Regions from separate parts of the Homo sapiens genome. Here region 2 is linked to region 1. A link is a contact called in ENCODE Hi-C or POLR2A ChIA-PET data. All regions are on one chromosome and are shown on one strand. Each heading gives the region's core, a stretch centred on a gene start or an enhancer-like site at or near the end of the contact. The rest is flanking DNA. Distances are from core to core; before and after follow the strand shown.

Region 1 (6,931 bases), core at 4,376-6,875:
GCTGGGCGCAATGGCTCACACCTGTAATTCCAGCACTTTGGGAGGCCAAGGTGGGCAGATCACCTGAGGTCAGGAGTTCGAGACCAGCCTGGCCAACATGGCGAAACCCCATCTCTACTAAAAATACAAAAAAAAAAAAAAATCAGCCAGGTGTGGTAGTGCATGGTAGCTATGTGGGAGGCTGAGGCAGGAGAATCGCTTGAACCTGGGAGGCGGAGGTTGCAGTGAGCCAAAATTCCACCACTGCACTCCAGCCTGGGCGACAGAGTGAGACTCCGTCTCAAAAGAATAAAAATAAATAAATAAAATAAAATAAAATTTAAGGAATGAAGCTAGCCAAAGTAGCTTCTTATAAAGGTTTGGGGATTTATCTCAATGAAATGAGAATGATTTTGTCTTACTATATTTTAAAGATATATAAAGGGCTGACATTTGCATACATTTTTATTTTTCTATTTTCTCAGCAAACACTTTCATTTTTATAGATTCTACAAATATAAACTCCAGCTTCGCTCTTTTCTGAAATATAACAAATTCCAATTTAGGGAAGTTCAAATTAGTGAATCTTTACCATACTGTGCCTTACCTTGTTTCATTTTGCTTAGTATTCATATGCATCTGGGTTTTGACAAAGCAGGCACTAGAAAATATGGATGTGGCTAACATGTACCAGTTTTTATGGGCCTAGTGAATTTTTAAAAAATTCTTTTTATTTATTTATTTATTTGCTTATTTATTTATTTATTTATTTTTGAGATGGAGTCTTGCTCTGTCGCCCAGGCTGGAGCGCAGTGGCACGATCTTGGCTCACTGCAACTTCTGCCTCCTGGGTTCAAGTGATTCTCCTGTCTCAGCCTCCCGAGTAGCTGGGATTACAGGCATGCCCCACCACACCCGGCTAATTTTTGTATTTTTAGCAGAGATGGGGTTTCACCATGTTGGCCAGGCTGTTCTAGACCTCCTGACCTCAGGTGATCTGCCCACCTCGGCCTCCCAAAATGCTGGGATTACAGGCGTGAGCCACTGCACCCGGCTAAAAAAAAGTATTAATGCTATTTATGATTTATAATCATAAATGCTTTTAAACTATAAAATCAAATTATTCGCCTTATTACCTTTGGTGCTTGTCTTAGTCCATTCAGACTGGTATAATAAAATAGCATAAACTGGGTAGCTTATAAACAACAGAAATTTATTTCTCATAGTTCTGTAGGCTGAGAAGTCCAAGATCAAGGTGGGAGCAGTTTGGTGTCTATTGAGGGCCCACTTTCTCTTCACAGATGGTGCCTTCTAACTGTGTCCTCACATGGCAGAAGGGGCAAGTCAGCTCTCTGAGGCCTCTGTTATAAAGGAATTAATCTCATTTAGGAACACTCCACCCTCATGGACATAATCATTTCCCAAAGCCCCACCTACTAATACCATCATCTTGGGGGTTATGATTTCAACATATGGTTTTTGTTGGGGACACAAACATTCAGACCATAGCAAAGATGCTACTAAGGTTTAAATCACAGGGATTCCAGCAGATTGCTTGTGTTTGGATTTTTTTTTTTTGATGGAGTCTCACTCTGTCGCCCAGGCTGGAGTGCAGTGGTGCAATCTCAGCTCGCTGCAATCTCCATCTCCCGAGTTCAAACCATTCTTGTGCCTCAGACTCCCAAGTAGCTGGGATTACAGGTGCCCGCCACCACTCCTGGCTAATTTTTGTATTTTTAGTAGAGATGGGGTTTCACCATGTTGGCCAAGCTGTCTCCAATTCCCGGCCTCAGGTGATCTGCCCACCTCGGCCTCCCAAAGTGCTGAGATTACAGGTGTGAGCCACTGTGCCTGGCCTCTTAGTTTAATTACATATAATTAAGATAAGAAAAATTATATATAATGGGACACCAGTGGCTGGTGTGAAAGGGGAGAGGACTCTGCTTGTGTTTTCTTCATTCTAATGTTAAAATCATGGTTAATGCAGTAATTTCCTTACAATATTCTCACTCTAGAAACGTGCTTACAAGAGCTATGTTCGAGCCCTCCCTCTGCTGAAGAAAATGGGGATCAATTCCATTCTCCTCCGAAAAAGCATTGGTGCCCTTGAAGTGGCCTGTGGCATCGTCATGACCCTTGTGCCTGGGCGTCCCAAAGATGTGGCCAACTTCTTCCTACTGTTGCTGGTGTTGGCTGTGCTCTTCTTCCACCAGCTGGTCGGTGATCCTCTCAAACGCTACGCCCATGCTCTGGTGTTTGGAATCCTGCTCACTTGCCGCCTGCTGATTGCTCGCAAGCCCGAAGACCGGTCTTCTGAGAAGAAGCCTTTGCCAGGGAATGCTGAGGAGCAACCCTCCTTATATGAGAAGGCCCCTCAGGGCAAAGTGAAGGTGTCATAGAAAAGTGGAAGTGCAAAGAGTGGACCTTCCAGGCAGTTGCGTCCATGACACCAGGAAGATGTCAGTGTGTGTTTTTCATTTGATTTATTTATCTTGGGGAAAGTGAAAAATGTAATCTGCAAGTTAATGACCCTATTGGCTTGTGTACATCTATATGCTAAAATGACTTCCCCACATTGACATTTGTGCGCCACCTTTAATCACTCTGGGGCAACTCTCACATCTTGCTGCATGTACATGTATACGGCTACTATTGAAGTGTAATTGTGAGATGGACTCCAACAAGCATGTGACTGTGAGATTGTGTGTGGGAAAATGTATTTAACTACTCTGTGTGTGTGTGTGTGTGTGTGTGCGCGCGCGCGCGCACGCGCACACACTCACGCACACACAAGCAGAGAAGGCGCTGATCTTGAACTAATCCTGCACAGGCATCCTTCCCTTTATAGATTGATTCCAGCAAAGGCGGAATAAAACAAATTTCCTATGAAGAGAATCCTGATATGAAACAAGTCATGTAGTCTCATGGCCGGGAATCTCTCCACAGATACTAACAACTTAAACTTACTACTTTAGGAGAAAAAAAAAAACATTCAATTTCGGACACTGAGTTATATATGAAATTAATTAGGCTCTAGTCCAACAGTTGTTTACATTTTAAATAGTCCATATTGAATTTAATTAAAACAAGGGATGCATGCAGTCAAATTGATAGTTTAATTCTTCAAGTGATAATATAGGAAGTTTCACCTTGCCTTTGTCCAAGCCCCACCTATTAAAACCCTTTACTCACAGTTTGAAACTGAAGCAGTAAACTTGTTTCCAGACATCTTTTTCAGATTGTCTTAAGCCCAAAGTTGCCTCACTTCCACTATTCTCAGCAGCCAACCAGGATTTGGCAGCTGCTCCACTGTTACGGTTGAGGGAACAGGGATCAGTCCTGTTAGAAGTCTGTGAGCCTCAAACTCTACCTGTTCTCTGCAATCATCCAAAATTTGAAAAAGAAGCTATATCCAGTGTTTCACTGCCAAACAGATTCACTACTCTTACTGATTCTTCACTGAGCTTTGCTAGTATAAGCAGAGTTCCAAGTCTCCCCTAGGGTTGTCTCTACATTTCTTTATCATTCCAGTGGGTAGGGTTTAGCTGGGGGAAGGACATTTCATAAGGGTTAGTTGGACTGAGCAGTATGGACATTTGCTTTTTTCATTACGTACTGTTGTTTTTCCTTGTTAGGTGTGCTTTGGTGGTTTTAATATTATTGTGCCAGGGATGGGGAAATGGGGGGGGTTGTGTGGGAAGAGTACTTATTATTGTGTTTTCTTCAGTGTAATTGTTCTTGGTAATTGATACCTCTCTGTTTTATTTCTCTCATTCTTTCAAAATAAAACTTTTTGAAATTTGGAGGAAACTGTCTGGACAAATACTGAAAATCTGGAAAGTAAGGATCATATCAAAGGATTTAGCCTCTCTTTTTCTGAGTCTGGCTGAAGGAGGAGAGGAAAGAGAAGAGGGAGTTTAATCACTTAATATGCTAATAAGGTTGCCAACTTTCCAATTTCCTTTTTTTCTTTTTCTTATTTTTTTTTTGAGACATGGTCTTGCTCTGTTGCCCAGGCTGTAGTGCAGTGGTGGGATCACAGCTCACTGCAGCCTCAATCTACCAGGTTCAAGTGATCCTCCCACCTCAGCCTCCCGAATAGCTGGGACTACAGGCATACGCCACCATGCCCGGCTAATTTTTTATTTTTTGTAGAGACGGGATTTTGCCATGGTGCCCAGTCTGGCCTCGGACCCCTGGGCTCAAGCAGTCTGCTTGGCCCGGCCTTCCAAAGTGCTGAGATTACAGGTATGAGCCACCTCGCCTGGCCCAACTTTCCAATTTTATTTACGCTCCCCCACACTTTTGTGATGTTAGCATGCAAGACAGAAAGCCACATAATTAGGATCTCAATACAATGTCCAGGTTTTAGGAGTTTTGCTTAATTAGGTGATGCCAAGGGAAGTTAGAAAAATGATTTCGGAGAAAATTGAAGGTGTATCAAAGGTGAATCACTATCTTTCACTACATATATATATCTCTCCACAAAGTGGTACAAGTTGCACTGCCACAGACCTGTCACATTAGGCAAGATATTTCACCACTCAGGGCTCCAGTTTAATCATCTACAAAAAGAAGAATGTTGAAACCTTAAATTTCCTTCCAATTTACATTTCTTTGAGCCTATGAAACATGATTAAAAACATGAAAAATGATTCAAGAAATTTTCAACTTTATTAAAGGACAACATCTATCAGAAAAAATTGAAGAGCCTCAGTTGTCATGCATGATTAAATAAGAGTTGGTGAAACTATTCTGAAAACCATATATGATGTGGTAAAGTTATTTTTGCTGTATCCTTTCCCAACTACATAAACTTAAACTTTGATTATTCATCTCTAAGACTGCAGTCCTCCCCGCCCCCCGCCAAGTTTACCTAAAGTTTATAGGTATGTTTTGGTCTCAACAACTCAGTGAGAGTCATTAAATTTATCTTTTCTCTCTTATTCCTACTCTAATAAGAGATTAAATTAGGGACTAAGCTGAGAGCTCAGACTAAACCCTTGTGGCTGTTTTCAAGGTCAATTAACTCCTCATGGTTAGGAATAGTTACATGTTGACAGCCGGTTTATAGAAAACCTTGGAGGATATCCATACCCATTGTCGGTAAAAGGAGGGCAGACCCAGCCTTTCTTTCCTCCCACGCCCTAGGTTCACACGGGGAAAGCGACAGGCCCTTTAACTTAAGTCTCGGCCAGGGAGAAGCCACCTTTATTGTGAAATTTGCGGTTTCACATTTTCCTACAAAGTCCCGACATCTGGGGTCAGCCTAGGCAAAATAATCACTATAATTGATCATGTTAAATTCAAGAACCGAGACACGAATTGTCCCGTTATACGCAAAATGACGAATGTGAACATTCTTATATTCTTAGCACAGTGGGAACGCCAGCCAATCAGCTGACTCCAGCAGCAACGGCCCACTCGCTGCTCTCCTCACAGGCCCAGGTGGGTGGGGCAAGCCGCTCTCCGTAATTGGTTCTACGCCAGCGTCGTCGCGCGCGCCACCTCCCGCCACCGAGCCTCCCGCCACCTCTAGCCAATCAGGCTTCAGCTGAGTGCGTTGCTCCGCCCAGCCGCCCCTCTGGGTCTGCGCGGAAGCGCATGCGTGGGGTGGAGTCAGCTTCTTTGAATTCCGGAGGCGGCATTCGGTGGTCAGAGGCCTGTGCGGCTGCAGGTAGAGTGTCTTAGGTGAGGAGGTACTTTTAAGCACCGCGCGAAATGGGGGCGAAGAGAATTTTTTTACTTTTGAGGGTGGGACTATCCTGCAAGGTGTGACTGCGGTCGGGTTTTCCGTAGCCAGTTTCGCACCAGGGATCCTTGGGAAGCGCTGGGATGGTTCAACTGGGTGGGGTCAGAAGCTGCTCCCCTGCCCTTCTTTCCTAGGAACCTAGGAAATAACTCGGAACCTGTAACGTCCCACTGGTTTGGACATATTCCTCTCCTGATCTGGCCTCATCTGTTCCAGGGAGGTGGGATTGAGTAAGTGTCATTCCGACTATTCCTTTAGTTTTTCCTATTTGCAGCCAAAAACTTAGAAGTCATTTTTGGTTCCTCTTCCCTTTTCCCTACATCCAATTCTTTTATCACGGCCTACTTTGTCTAACTCCAAAACATTGCACGAATCCAATCATTTTCCACCTCTACACCCTAGGCCTAGTGCAGGCTACAGTCAAACCTCTTCTGGACTTCTGCGACAGCCTTTTATTTGGTTTCTTGCCGCTCCTTGACCTCTAACATTCTCGTCTCTGCACTGCAGCTAACATGATCGTCAAACACAAATCAGGTGGTATTGCTCCCCTCTCTAACCTTTCCCCCTTCCCCTATGTTTTCCCATGACATTTAAAATCCAAACTCCTTACTCTGGCCTGCAAATCCCAATATGAACTTAGTCCCTGGCTACGTTCTGACTTCATCGCTCATTACCTTTTACCTCTTTCATTCCACTCCCTCCAGACTGATGTTACTACTGTTTCTTTTCTTTTCTCTTTTCTTTCTTTCTTTCTGTCTCTGTCTGTCTCTCTCTCTCTCCCTCCCTCCCTTTCTTTCTTTCTTTCCTTTCTTTCTTCTTTCTTTTGACAGAGTTGGGCCAGGCGTGGTGGCTCACGCCTGTAATCCCAGCACTTTGGGAGGCTGAGGCAGGTGTGGATCACTTGAGGTCAGGAGTTCGAGACCAGCCTGGCTAACATGGTGAAACCCAGTCTCTACTAAAATACAACAAATAGCCGGGTATGGTGGTGTGCGCCTGTAATTCCACCTACTTGGGAGGCTGAGACAGGAGAATTGCTTGAACCCGGGAGGCGGAGGTTGTGGTGAGCCGAGATAGAGATTGCGCCACTGCAGTCCAGCCTGGGTGACAGAGTGAGACTGTCTCAAAAAAAAAAAAAAAGAAACAATGTCTCACTATGTTGCCCTCAGCTTCCCAAAGTGCTGGGATTATAGGTGTGACCCA
Region 2 (7,121 bases), core at 2,167-4,666, 310 kb after region 1:
TGATCCACCTGCCTCAGACTCCCAAAATGCTGGGATTACAGGCGTGGGCCACCTGCCCAGCTTCCAAAAGGGCTTTTTAAGGAACTTGGCACAACATTACAAAAAGTTCACCTAAAAGATTACATACATGTACATTCATTAAAAGATGAAGGCTGGGCGTGGTGGCTCACGCCTGTAATAACAGCATTTTGGGAGGCCGAGGCAGGCAGATCACCTGAGGCTGGGAGTTTGAGACCAGCCTGACCAACATGGAGAAACCCCATCTCTACTAAAAATACAAAATAGCTAGGCGTGGTGGCGCATGCCTGTAATTCCAGCTACTCGCGAGGATGAGGCAGGAGAATTGCTTGAACCTGGGAGGCGGAGGTTGCGGTGAACCGAGATCGTGACATTGTACTCCAGCCTGGGCAACAAGAGCGAAACTCCAGCTCAAAAAAAAAAAAAAAAAGAAAAAAAAGATAAAGGAAGCTAGTGTGGAACTATTAGCATTAGAATAAGAATACACAGATTAATGGAATTAAACAAAGTTTCGAAAGAGGTCCTTCCAGCCATCTGATACCATGGGACTTATTATTTATTAAATGTGGCATTTCTGATAGAAGAACAAAGTTCAGATGGACTAAAGATTTAAATATTTTAAAAATCCACAAAAATACTAGTAAGAAACGTATATACTGTATTATCTTCAGGTAGGAAAGGACTTTCTCAGCATGACCCCAAAGTCAGAAATCAGAAAGGAAAAACTGATGTGTTTGATTACATAAATATCAAAACCAACACATAGGAAGAACCACTGTATTTGCAAGGTATGATAGACTAAAAAAGAAAAAAGAGGCCGGGTGCGGTGGCTCACACCTGTAATCCCAGCACTCTGGGAGGCCAAGGCGGGCAGATCACTTGAGGCCAGGAGTTCGAGACCAGCTTGGGCAACATGGTGAAACCCGTCTCTACTGAAAATACAAAAATTAGCTGGCCGTGGTGGTGTGCCTGTAATCCCAGCTACTCAGGAGACTACGACAGGAGAACTGCTTAAACCCGGGAGGTGGAGTTTGCACTGAGCAGAGATCGCGCCACTGCACTCCAACCTGGGTGACAGAGTGAGACCCCCTCTCAAAAAAAAAAGTAAGGCTGGGCACGGTGGCTCACACCAGCACTTTGGGAGGCTGAGGCGGGCGAATCACGAGGTCAGGAGATTGAGACCACCCTGGCTAACATGGTGAAACCCCGTCTGTACTAAAAAAAAAAAAAAAAAAAAAAAGAGCCAGGCGTGGTGGCAGGCGCCTGTAGTCCCAGCTACTCGGGAGGCTGAGGCAGAAGAATGGCGTGAACCCAGGAGGCGGAGCTTGCAGTGAGCCGAGATCGTGCCACTGCACTCCAGCCTGGGCGACAGAGCGAGACCCCGTCTCAAAAAAAAAAAAAAAAAAAAAGTGTAATTTACCCAATGTCACAGGGCTAAGTAACAATGAGGCAGAATTTGAGCCCAGACTGGGTGCCAGGGTCTTGCCATTAGCCAAACATGACATAAACATGATCCATTTTTTATGGAAAATAATGAAATAAAGAAATCTATGTTTTCATTTATATAGAAAACAATTGTAAGGTTGTATATTAACATTTAAACCATGATTATTTCTGGGTGGTGGAACGGTGGGGGGAAATCTTTATTTTCATTTTGCTCTTCTTTATCTACATTTTTTGCAATGATCATGCATTAGTTTTATAATCAGATGCAAATACCAATAAAAAAAAATCCGTGATGGGCAAAATTGCCACACATACTGTACCACAGGGTCACATGAAACTTACAAGGCCAATTTCTTCTGTGATGTCTGACCAACATCCTGACTTTATCTATAAAGATATTCATAGGAATAACTTATGGACACAGAAATGTACTGTGACTGCCACCTTTTACCAACATCTATCAGTGATTCCTAACCTTTTTTAAATCACAGAGCCCTTTGAGAATTTGAAGAAAGGTAAATATCCTCTCTCCAGAAAAATACACATATTCATTCAGATTTGTAGATTTACATTCATTTTCCCATTGAACATTTGCTCTGTAAGCGCAGTTGAATGGTCAAGCGCTGTGCTATGTACTTTAAATAGGTTATCTCCTTGAAAACTCACCTGTGTGAGATAAGAACTATTTTTCAGATTTTTTTTGTCAGCTCCCTGAAATTAAAAGGTTGTAATCCCAATTTACAGATAAGGATTGTGAGGGTCAGATATGTTCAATACCTATCTAATCCAGCCTCAACCCTCACGCAAAGGTGTAAATGTATAAAGTTCCTCCATGTCAACCTTCCAGCCTGATGCCACGCTCATGGGCGAGGTGGGAGAGATCTCAGCGACCTTATGGTCTCTCTAACTCCCTCGAGATACTGCCGAGAAATCCACGACCCCAAAAGGAGAAAAAATGGCACGAATCTTAGTTCCCCATTCCTCCTACCCACCCTAGATGTTCTAACGGTTAGCACCCGGCAGAGGAAGAGCAGAAGTTCACAAGAAGGGTCTGAATAGAACCGGGCAGGGCTACTTTGGGCACACTGCCTATGGGGTGGCCCTGCTCTGCAAGGAGCAGTGAAAAAAGAGAACCGGGCAGGGAGAGAGAGAAAGAGAGAGGAAAGAAGAGAAAGAGAAAGAGAAGGAGAACGAGAGAGAGAGAGAGAGAGAAAGAAACAGGGGCCGCTGGCCGGACTCCCATCCCAGGAAAGGTCACACAGAGAAAGTTTAGGGCTAGTCCTGATTCGGGACAGTTTGCTGGGGATAAAAAAGCAGCAGCAGAGTCGGGTGGGGGAGCTCTCCCTCGGGCTCAACTGTTCCCGTTGAGACTCTCCAGTTCCCCAAACACACCCAAACACATGGAAAAGCAAAGGGAAGGGAGTACCCAATATCTGATACCTGATGCAGGAATCTGGCTCTTCCTGGCAGTCAAGGTTGCACATGAAGCGCTCCCAGTGCAGCCAGCCCATGGTAGGCGTCCTTGCCAATCCATTGTCCAGTGCTCTAGCCCCAGGGATGTCCCAGGAAACGAGGGCCAGGAAGCGAAGCGCAAGCGCGCAGCCCAGATGTAGTTCTGGGTTCCTCAGCTGCATTGTCACGGTGACCGGACAGCATAAATTTCCGCGGGTAACCTGGGCTTTTAAGATTAACCTCAGGGGCGGACCAATCACCGATGACTTATTAAATAATGACGTTATTGTTTCTCTGGCAACTGGGACGGTTATCCCCAGAGGTAGACCAATAATCAGTCACGTAAGACGTTCCGCTAACCAATCACCCTCTTCCTTTCTTGATATTGACCCGCCCTATTTCCATACCAGAAGGAAGTGCGGCACCTTAGTGATCCCGAGTTTAAGCCGAGAGTTGCTCACGTGACCGAGATCTCACATGACGTAGGCGCTCACGTGATTACTCGCTTACGTGAGCAGAAGTAGTTCTGGTCGTCGTCTACCGTCTCGCTATAGCCGTTTGAGGGAAGAAGGAGGAAAATTACCCGGTATCGTTAGAGGTTGGTGTGTGGGTGGGAACTGGGGACCCAGGGGTGGTGATGATGAAGACCAGAGCGGGGTTCGGGGGCCGCCTCCGCCTCTTTCGTTCTCTGCTTTCCCCTCCCCCCTCGCGCTCTCTCCCTCCTCCCCCCCATCTCAGTGCCGGGAAGCCGCCTGTGCTGCGCCTGGTGGGGAAATGGTGGACGCTCATGACTGTGTATGTGTTTTTGTATATCTGTCTGTCTGGGCCGGTCTCGGGGGACCCCTAAGGGTGACCGTAAGGCGAAAAACGTTTGAAAACCACGGCCCTGAGTTAAGAAAAACAGATACTGAAAATAGTGGTCTGAGTGCTGGTCTATCCATTCAGGCACTCAGTCTCCACTGCCTGATTGTCTGTAAGGGGAGGCCCCAAGTGAATTTTATCTGTAGAGTCACATCTAGGCAAATGCGTGCTTGACAAAGGCGCCCAATAAATTACTTTACTGAATAGAGTATTTGAATAATGTTTATTTTTCTGCTGATAACAACAATCTACATATTCAATTTCGAACATTTGAAAAATAACAATATAGTATAAAATTTAAAAATACACATAATTCACCACCCGGAGACGACTGCTCAACCTGATGTCGTTACAGTTTTTTAAAAAATGTGTATAACACACATATAAATACACAAATTCTTAACTCACAAAGAGTCCTGGTTCCCACTTTAGCCAGCAGTCCTGATGGCCTTCCCAGGAGACGCAGTAATGAAGTAGAACCTCTCTGCCCCTACAGAAGGGCTCTTAAGGAATAGAGCGGTGCAGGGAATTAAATGGGACGGGTTATCCCAGGGATAAGGCAAGCAAAAAAAAAAAAAAAAATCCTGCAAAATGAAATAAAAAAACAGCTTGTAAATCTGTCACTGAGACCTTAGGATGGTTAATAGGAAAACTGTTATCACTGCAGATGCAGTGTGCTAGGCACATAATCGGCAATCAGTAAATGTTTGTTAAATCGTTTCCTCAGTGTAGTTTTATGGCCGTTATTACACTTTGTACTTTGTTTCCAAGAGGCCCAGTGCTCCCAGACCATTTCAGATAAACCATCCACATACAAAATTAGAAAATTTTATAAAATTTCCTATACCAAATCCCAGAAATGCAAACATTTTAATTTGTTTTATGTTACTTTTTTTGCTGAAGTAAAAGTAATTATTTCTGTAGAAATTTAAGGCTGCATAAAAAAATTGGAAAAATAACATGGAAAATCCATAAACCTCCCACTCAGAGTAACCACTAATATGTTCTTTCTAACTTAAAAAGAAAAAATCCCAGTACAGCAAATGTAAAGAATTAAAACTGTATAGAAGTATATAGGGTAAAAAGCGAAAAGCCCACTTCACCCCCCCACCCTTCAGTTCTCTCAAAAACAAGTTTGCTTCCAGATCTTTTATTTATTTACATACGTATATACATGCATGCCAATCTTTTACTATAAGTAGGATCATACTATGTATATTCTTTTATTTAATGTATTTTGGAGATCTTTCTGGGTCAAGGCAGATAGATTTTTTTTAAATGGCTGCATTGCATTCCAGTTTAAGGATAAAGTATAATTCATTCAGCCATTCCTCTAATGATGGCTATTTAGGTTTCCAATTTTCTGCCATTACTAACAGTGCTGCAAGGAACATTTGTAAGTATTTCTGTTGACTAGATTCCTGGAAGGATTCTAGCAGTGTCAAAGGGTATGGGAACATGTATTTTGTACACAGTTGATATTGTAAAGCAGTTGTGCTCTTGGGTCACTTACAATTATAGCATAAGTAATTTCTCATGTTATTAAATATTTTTGTAACTTTTAAAATTAAATGCATAATATTCGTTTTCTTAATAAAGTACTTTTCAAAGAATATATAGCTCCATAAATCTGTCTGAATTTCAGATCATCTCCTTAGGGCACATAACTGAAATGTATTTGCTGTCAAAAGGCGTGATACATATTATCAAATTGCTTTCAGGATATAGTGGGGTTTATCAAAAAGGAAATAGTTTATATCAATTATCACTCTTCTGGTAGTGTATTAGTTTGTGAACTGCATAGCACTGATTTACTGTTGCTGTTTAATTTCCATTATCTTGATGGGTGAAAAATAACGATTAGTTCTGATTTTAACTTGCTGGAAGATTGATTAAATTTGAACATTTCCCAGATTCCTCTCCTGTATCCTCCTATACCTGTATTCTCTCATACTTAATCTGTTATCAAGTCCCGCAGATTCCACTTTTTTTGGTATGTGTAGATACATCTTTTCTCCATTTTACTCCTGTTGCCTTAGGCGATTCCTTTAACATATATTTATGAGACAAGTTCTAACTAATCTCCCTAGTTCCACGTCGACCCCCTTCTGTTTGAGTGCCACGCTGTTGCCAGGGTGATCTGTCTGAAAGAGTTTTGGTGAAGTCACCCTACATACTCCCCGGTTTAAAAGTCTTAAAAGGCGCTTAGTGTTTGTATATCAAAGTCTTTGGGATCTGATCTATGCCTTGCCAGTCTTTTCACTTGCTTTTCCCTCTCCTATTTGTGCTTCATCATAATTAAGAAAAAAAAATGTTTATGGATCCCTGGGCAGATTAGTCTGTTTCATTTAACCATTTGGCCTCCAACCAATAGAACTGATCAACTAGTCCCTCTTTGATACTATGCTTACACTCCACTCAGAGGGTCATGGCAAGTATAATGTATATTTGCATTTACATCTTTAATAATGACATTCGGTGCTCCTGTAGGACCATAAGCCCATTCTGGGCTTATTGATTCTTGTATGCCAGAGCCGAATATTGGACATGGCAACTAAAAAATGTTTCTAAAATGAATGTGTGAATTCCCAATAATGTCTTTTTTTCATTTATCTCTGGAGCCCAAATATTTCCCTGATTTTATTGATTTGCATACATTTTTATATAATGAAGATATTATATAAAGAACTTACATAACCTGTGTTTTGTTTGTGTTTTAATTGTTGTTTAATCTTTTGATCTAGTGAAGTTTTTTATGTTTATATATTCAGATATAGCCATCTTTTATTTGTTGACATCTCCCACTGATTTGTTGCTGTTAATTTTTTTTTTTTTTTTTTTTTTTTTTTTGAGACGGAGTTTTGCTCTGGTCGCTGAGGCTGGAGTGCAGTGGCGTGATCTTGGCTCACCTCCACCTCCTGGGTACATAAAAGCGATTTTCCTGCCTCAGCCTCCCGAGTAGCTGGGATTACAGGCACCTGCCACCACGCCCAGCCAATTTTTTGTATTTTTAGTAGAGACGGGGTTTCACCATGTTGACCAGGCTGGTCTCGAACTGCTGACCTCAGGTGATACACCCACCTCAGCCTCCCAAAGTGCTGGGATTACAGGCGTGAGCCACCGCACCCGGCCGATTGCTGTTAATTTTTAATGGTATCTAACACGTAATAGGCATTGAATAAATAACTGCTAAAAAATGAATGAGTTAAAAATTTGGTGAACTCTCTGTTTATACAGACGTCTTACAGAAAAGCTGTCAGCATAATTGAATTTTCTATTAATAGTTTGCTTTTTTCTCTTACTATATCACGAGCATTTTTCCATGACAGTAGTCTTCTTTTTTT

What was found. A loop is a pair of places that touch in the nucleus more often than their neighbours do. ChIA-PET counts read pairs that join two places held with the same protein, here RNA polymerase II (POLR2A). Pooled maps may share reads with other maps.
Region 2: a loop to region 1 is called in a map of CD8-positive, alpha-beta T cell, with 31 times the contacts of the local background. The contact joins the promoter of HNRNPH2 here to the promoter of CENPI in region 1. A Hi-C loop is called at or near these places in 5 of 168 maps with a recorded cell type or tissue (CD4-positive, alpha-beta T cell, CD8-positive, alpha-beta T cell and naive thymus-derived CD4-positive, alpha-beta T cell) and 22 of 50 pooled maps. POLR2A ChIA-PET finds 5 or more read pairs at or near these places in 7 of 52 experiments (A549, A673, CD4-positive, alpha-beta T cell and 4 more).

Annotation. Positions count from the first base shown.
Region 1 is chrX:101,092,579-101,099,509 of GRCh38, forward strand. CENPI (centromere protein I) reads left to right here and starts at 5,626. Exons shown (of 22, transcript NM_001386188.2): 1 at 5,626-5,670; 2 at 5,866-5,961. It overlaps TMEM35A (transmembrane protein 35A), which reads left to right. Exons shown (of 2, transcript NM_021637.3): 2 at 1,995-3,789. The coding sequence ends at 2,378. RefSeq lists an enhancer at 5,330-5,389.
Region 2 is chrX:101,404,806-101,411,926 of GRCh38, forward strand. It overlaps HNRNPH2 (heterogeneous nuclear ribonucleoprotein H2), which reads left to right and starts at 3,417. Exons shown (of 2, transcript NM_019597.5): 1 at 3,417-3,514. The region is part of intron 3 of RPL36A-HNRNPH2 (RPL36A-HNRNPH2 readthrough); the gene reads left to right. GLA (galactosidase alpha) reads right to left here and starts at 3,120. Exons shown (of 7, transcript NM_000169.3): 1 at 2,905-3,120. The coding sequence starts at 3,098.